Regions from separate parts of the Homo sapiens genome. Here region 1 is linked to region 2. The links are chromatin contacts, found by Hi-C or POLR2A ChIA-PET in ENCODE. All regions are on one chromosome and are shown on one strand. The core of a region is the stretch at or near the end of the contact, and the rest is flanking DNA. Distances in the headings are between cores, read along the strand shown.

What was found. Hi-C counts contacts between places; a loop is a spot of excess contacts on that map. ChIA-PET counts read pairs that join two places held with the same protein, here RNA polymerase II (POLR2A). Pooled maps may share reads with other maps.
Region 1: a pooled map shows a loop between it and region 2 (4-fold over the local background). The contact joins two enhancer-like sites. A Hi-C loop is called at or near these places in 1 of 168 maps with a recorded cell type or tissue (adrenal gland), 1 of 37 single-sample maps with no recorded cell type and 4 of 50 pooled maps. POLR2A ChIA-PET finds 5 or more read pairs at or near these places in 2 of 52 experiments (WTC11 and activated CD4-positive, alpha-beta T cell).

Annotation. Positions count from the first base shown.
Region 1 is chr11:60,250,899-60,253,598 of GRCh38, reverse strand. No RefSeq gene overlaps it. Among named protein-coding and RNA genes, the nearest start is that of MS4A4E, 9.1 kb to the right of the region's middle. Within about 2 kb of position 1,263, at least 2 of the 41 ENCODE cell types and tissues checked have a DNase peak (open chromatin) inside an H3K27ac peak, as active enhancers do.
Region 2 is chr11:59,801,045-59,803,744 of GRCh38, reverse strand. STX3 (syntaxin 3) reads right to left here. Exons shown (of 11, transcript NM_004177.5): 11 at 1-2,700. Among named protein-coding and RNA genes, the nearest start is that of MRPL16, 8.4 kb to the left of the region's middle. RefSeq lists an enhancer at 887-936. Within about 2 kb of position 1,260, at least 9 of the 41 ENCODE cell types and tissues checked have a DNase peak (open chromatin) inside an H3K27ac peak, as active enhancers do.

The sequences.
Region 1 (2,700 bases), core at 14-2,513, 450 kb before region 2:
GGCTGAACCACACAAGCCCAAGCCCTCCTTCCAAACTCTGCAACTTTGTGCAGCATTCCTCTTTCCCTGAAGAGAATCAGGTTAAGGAGAGGAAATAAACAGGTGTGTTTCTCTATAGGAAGTTCTGCTGGAAGGAAATGTGAGGCTAGAGACAGAGGAAGTTCCCTCCTAACTGTGAATACCTCTGGGGAAGGAGGCAGGGGGAGGAGGAGACAGGGAGAGCTTTGGGGCTACCTGCAGCATTTTATTTCTGTAAGGAGGAAAACGATGTATCTAAATACAGAAAATGATCATGTCACCTGAATCTCGGGGAAGATATGTAGATATCTGTTTTATCATTTTCTACTCTTTTATCTATGTTTATAAAGTTTCACGATTAGCATATAAACATTACAAGTTATTCTGAAACATTTATCATCTCACCTTTTTATAAAGCTGATCCTTTCTGAAGGAATACCAAAAAAAGAAAAAGAGGAAAATATAAGTGTCCTAGGAACCTCAAAGTTGTTTTATTTTTACTTAATGTACCATTTTTATACAGCTCAGCAATTTATAAAAGTCCCTGAGTGCCAAATATATATATAAATATTTTCCCCTTGTTTGACCTTCTGTCTTCCTCTTTTCTTTGTGTTTCACTGTAGCCCCTCAAACAATGAGTACTCTTTTCAGGACAAAATGTCATGCACAAGTCATAAAGTACAGAGGAACTACACCCTCCAGAACAGTGGTATGGGCAACTTTCTGCCTAATAGATACTTTATATTAACCAAGCAGTAGATTTCCTCTCAAACAAATGAAAAGCAACTGAAGAGAAACCTCATAAAAACACAGCACATTTTTGTTTCCCAACAGTTATAAACAACCCAGTTTTCCTTTCCCTTCTCACCCCATGTTCAGACACTATGAGTATTTCCCAAACTTTGGAAACAAAGACCTAAGTTTCAGTTTCCTGCAATGACATGTTGGTGACATTCTACTGCAGTCTTCAGGGCAACTGCTGATGGCAGAGTTGCAGCTGGCTTGGAAAATTTATTTTTATTTATAAGGGCAGAAGCAAAGGAAGCCCCCAGGTTCACTCACTGAAAATAACTATTGCCCATCTGCATTTGTTTTTGCTGCAGCCCCAAGAGCCACAGTAGAGAGGCTGCTGGCATGGGCAAGCCTGGTCTTGGAGCTTAGGGCCACTGACCTCGGCACTAACATGAGTCCCTTTCACAACAGATTGCCACTGCCCTTACGGATCTGAAACTCAGGGTCAGCATAGGCTCAGAGAGGTCACTGGCATCTAATCCAGCAGACCAGACAGATGTATGAGCACTTTCCCTCCAGAAACCTATTTACTTCTTCAAACACACAAACATTATATTGAGCAACTTTTATAACTTTTTGGTATCTCCTTCTCTGTTTGCAGAATGGAGATAGTTAAACATAATAATACTCCATGATCACAGGATGAGAAAATATATACATCCAGCACTTAGAACAAAGCCCGACACAGTGTAATGTAATTTCATCAGGACTTCTGAGCTTCCTTTTCTTCCTCTTACATCTCTTCCTGTCTCACTTTCTTAAATGATACAGCTTCTCTACACTTCCATATACTGGCACCCTCTTTATTTCCTCCCTCCAGCACTTGCACACAGAGACACCTAAAATCCTCAAGACCACTCCAGTGATTTTCGGGTACCACTCTTGCTAGACAACAGAAAAAAGTAATATGGAAGGAAATTTTGCATCTCAACTCTTTATAGCTTAGATAATGCTAAATGGTCCATATGCTTTCTGATAGTTGAGGGCACATGCATTTATACAATAACATGCACACACAAAGTACCGTCCCATGTGAGTGTTTAGGGGGAACGCTAGGCAAATCTGAGGCTCCAACCACTTTTTGTGTACTTTTCACAATTTCCCAGCAGATGGCAGCAAAGTGTCCTGAGGACGGTTGGGTTTTTCTATGTAATTGAGCTCTGGAGGCAGTGTAAAGCTGGAGGCTAAATTGTCCCTCTAGATACACAACAGGACATAGGCAGGAGTAGCTTTCTGTTCAGTTTCCTCTGAGGCCCGAAGAGAACAGATGACACAGAGTCATGCCAAGGGCAGCCTCTGAAGCAGGTAATTATTCAGATAGAATTGAAATCAACTTTTTTTTTTTATGAGAGGAGTATTCTGTTATCAATATTGTGTAGAATTTCTTACAAGTAGGTGATAAAAAGCAGATGGCAGTTTGTTATTGTTGTAAAAAAAAGCCCAGGACCAGACGGATTCACAGCCAAATTCTACTAGAGGTACAAAGAGGAGCTGATACCATTCTTTCTGAAACTATTCCAAGCAAAAGAAAAAGAAGGACTCCTCTCTAACTCATTTTATGAGGCCAGCATCATCCTGATACCAAAATCTGGCAGAGACACACACACACACAAAGAAAATTTCAGGCCAATATTCCTGATGAACATCGATGCAAATATCCTCAATAAAATACTGGCAAACTGAATCCAGTAGTGAATCAAAAAGCTTATCTACCACGATCAAGGCGGCTTCATCCCTGGGATGTAAGGCTAGTTCGACATACGCAATTCAATAAATGTAATTCATCACGTAAACAGAACCAATGACAAAAACCACAGGAATATCTCAATAGATGCAGAAAAGGCCTTCAACAAAATTCAACAGCCCTTCATGCTAAAAACTCTCAATAAA
Region 2 (2,700 bases), core at 11-2,510:
AAGGACTACATACAAGGCTGTGTTAACTTTCATTAACCTTGAAAGGGAAGAAATTTAATTTGAATTTACTGTGTGGCCGGCCCTCTTCCAAAAAGTTCAAGATGCACCTAATGCAAGAACTAATTCTTGTTCTTTTTGTCACTTCCAGATACCAAGGCTCAAACTGTTTAGCAGGAATCACTATCCTTCACCTGTACAAAGCATTCTGCCACACCAGGTTATAGGACAGATTGCCACCTTCTGTCTCCCCCCTCCTCCCACAGACTACCTACTAACAGTTCATTCTTCACTCACTTTTCTGTCTCTGAAACATCCCTTTCTTTAGTTTTCTCTAACCATTATTAGCACCTAATCCCACCCAGATTAAGGCACCTAGAGTGCCCCCAAGACACAAAGGTTTCAAGTCAGTGAAAGAAGGTCTGACCCTCCCCACAGATGGCTCACCTTTTTCAGGCAAATATGCTCCCAATGGTGGAAGCTAAGATGATCGCAAGGATAATACAGCAGATCATGATCATGATCTTCTTCTGCTCATCCAGACAAGGAAAGAAAGAATACATGAGAAACATCATCGCAAAAAGTATTCTGCAGGGAGATAAGTGCATGTGGACATGGAAGAGGGTGTGAAGGAAGAGAGCAACAGAAGGAAAAAGGAGATGGATCTGGCTTCTAGGACCCAGAATGCCAACAGAAATGTTATTTTTGGTGAGACATTCAAGTTAGATTAAAAGGATGTTTGGTATGGTCATTCCACCTTCTAGATAACATCGTGACAGATCTCCCCCATTTCCTCCTAAAGCCAGATACTCCCAAGGACTGAACCAAATTCTTTTGGGGGGAACACCTCAAATCTGAAACACAAACATAGTTACACTGCATTCTGTGGGAGTTAAACCATGTTCAAAAATTGCACTTTTGAACCATCTGATCCAGCACATGGCTTAAAAAGGTGTGAACTGCATTCTAAAACCTGAATAAAAATCACCACATGGTGGCACCAGATCATTGTGTTTCTGCATCGAGACAGAGCCAGAACCGTTTCACAATCAATACAAAGTCATTTTTATTTTTAAATTAGCAATAAAATAATCAAGTTTACATCTAAAAAATACAAACAACAACAAAAACCTTCACATGTTGTATTCCAAACTGTAAGCCCCAGGCCTCAATGTCAGAGGAGAGCAAAGGCCTTTAGTTATTTTGTCTCTTGTTGCTGGAGCCCATCCACTGTCTGACATCATAGCCATGGGCAAGAGGATATTGCCTTGGCTCTGTCTGAGTGCTGGATTGTGACCGGCCATAAGTAGCCTTTGCAAAGGAAGCTAATGGACAGTGCCTGAATTAAGGGTGCTTACCCTATCCTAGAAAGCGTTAAAGTCAAAGCGGAAAATATACATGGTACCCAAAATCAAGGAGACTGCCAGAGACCAGCAGGGGATCTAAGGGATTTACCACTGGGTTAGCACAGACACTACACTTGAAGATTTCCTAGCGGCTGCTGCTGCTGTTTCCATGATAAGAATTCAGTGAGACAAAGAACCTGCCAAGCTCATTAACCGAGTAGCAGGAAGAGCTACTGTGTAGCCTCTGGTGTTCCCCAACTGACTCAGCCCTGCAGATGGGACATCCTGTAGGTCATGTGAATATCAAGTTACTGAGGGATGTTCTCAGGACAAGCCTAGCATAGGCACCAGGTGGGAAAGGGTGTCAAAAAATTATACCTTCTGTCTGCTAAGCAGAAAAACTTAATTGGGATCAATTTAGCTCACTCCAGAGTTCTCATTTTATTCTCCCAGTATTCATCCAGAAAACAAGTTTCTTGATGATATGGGAAGATCACATTTCCACAGTGATTCATTTGCAGGTAAGCAAATGTCCTTTACCCAATTTTTATCCTAGCTCAAAGTTGGCTTTTTTTTTTTGAGGTCATAATAGCTTCCATTTTTATTTCCTACTTCCTGAGACACACACACTTATGTGTACATACATTTCATACACAATTAGAATACATCTGGAACACATGAGTGAATACACCAGTGTCATGAAATATTTCCAGAGCTTAGGATTCTAGCACCTTGTCCCTTGCCCAATTTAAAATCCCTGATTATTTTTGGCCCCAAGACAATAGTCTCACAAAGCATCACTTTCTAACAATGAGCAGCCAGTTTCTAAGACTCAGACATGGAAACATATTCCATACCGTCAGCCTTTTGCAAAGCATAACCTCAGATGACTGTATCATCCTGGTCCCTCCTTGAGTAAATATGAGAGACTACAACACAGAGAAAAATCAAAGTTGCCCCCCAAGCTGAACAACTAAGAGCTTAATTTAAGGCTGAATTTCAAACAAGTCAGCTCTTTAGACCAAAATGACATCTGCCAGTCCCTCATGTTTTCAGGACATACGGACAACAAACAGGATTGGCATCCTGCCAGGTAGAAGACTCAGATCCAAGCCTTCTTGTTGCCAAACTTAGAAGAATCATTCTGCTTTGTTAAAGATACTCCCCTAAAAAAATACATTGCAGTTTCTGGGAGAATACTCCATGAGGTAGAAAAATACAGCACCTTGGGAGAGTCTCACAAGAGCTTTCCCAAGTGCAAGGCATAATCTGACACACAACAGGGAGGAAGAAAGCTGGGTGGGTCCACACAGTCCAGGAGAAAAGGTACTTGAGAGCTGGTGGGGCAGGAGGAGGC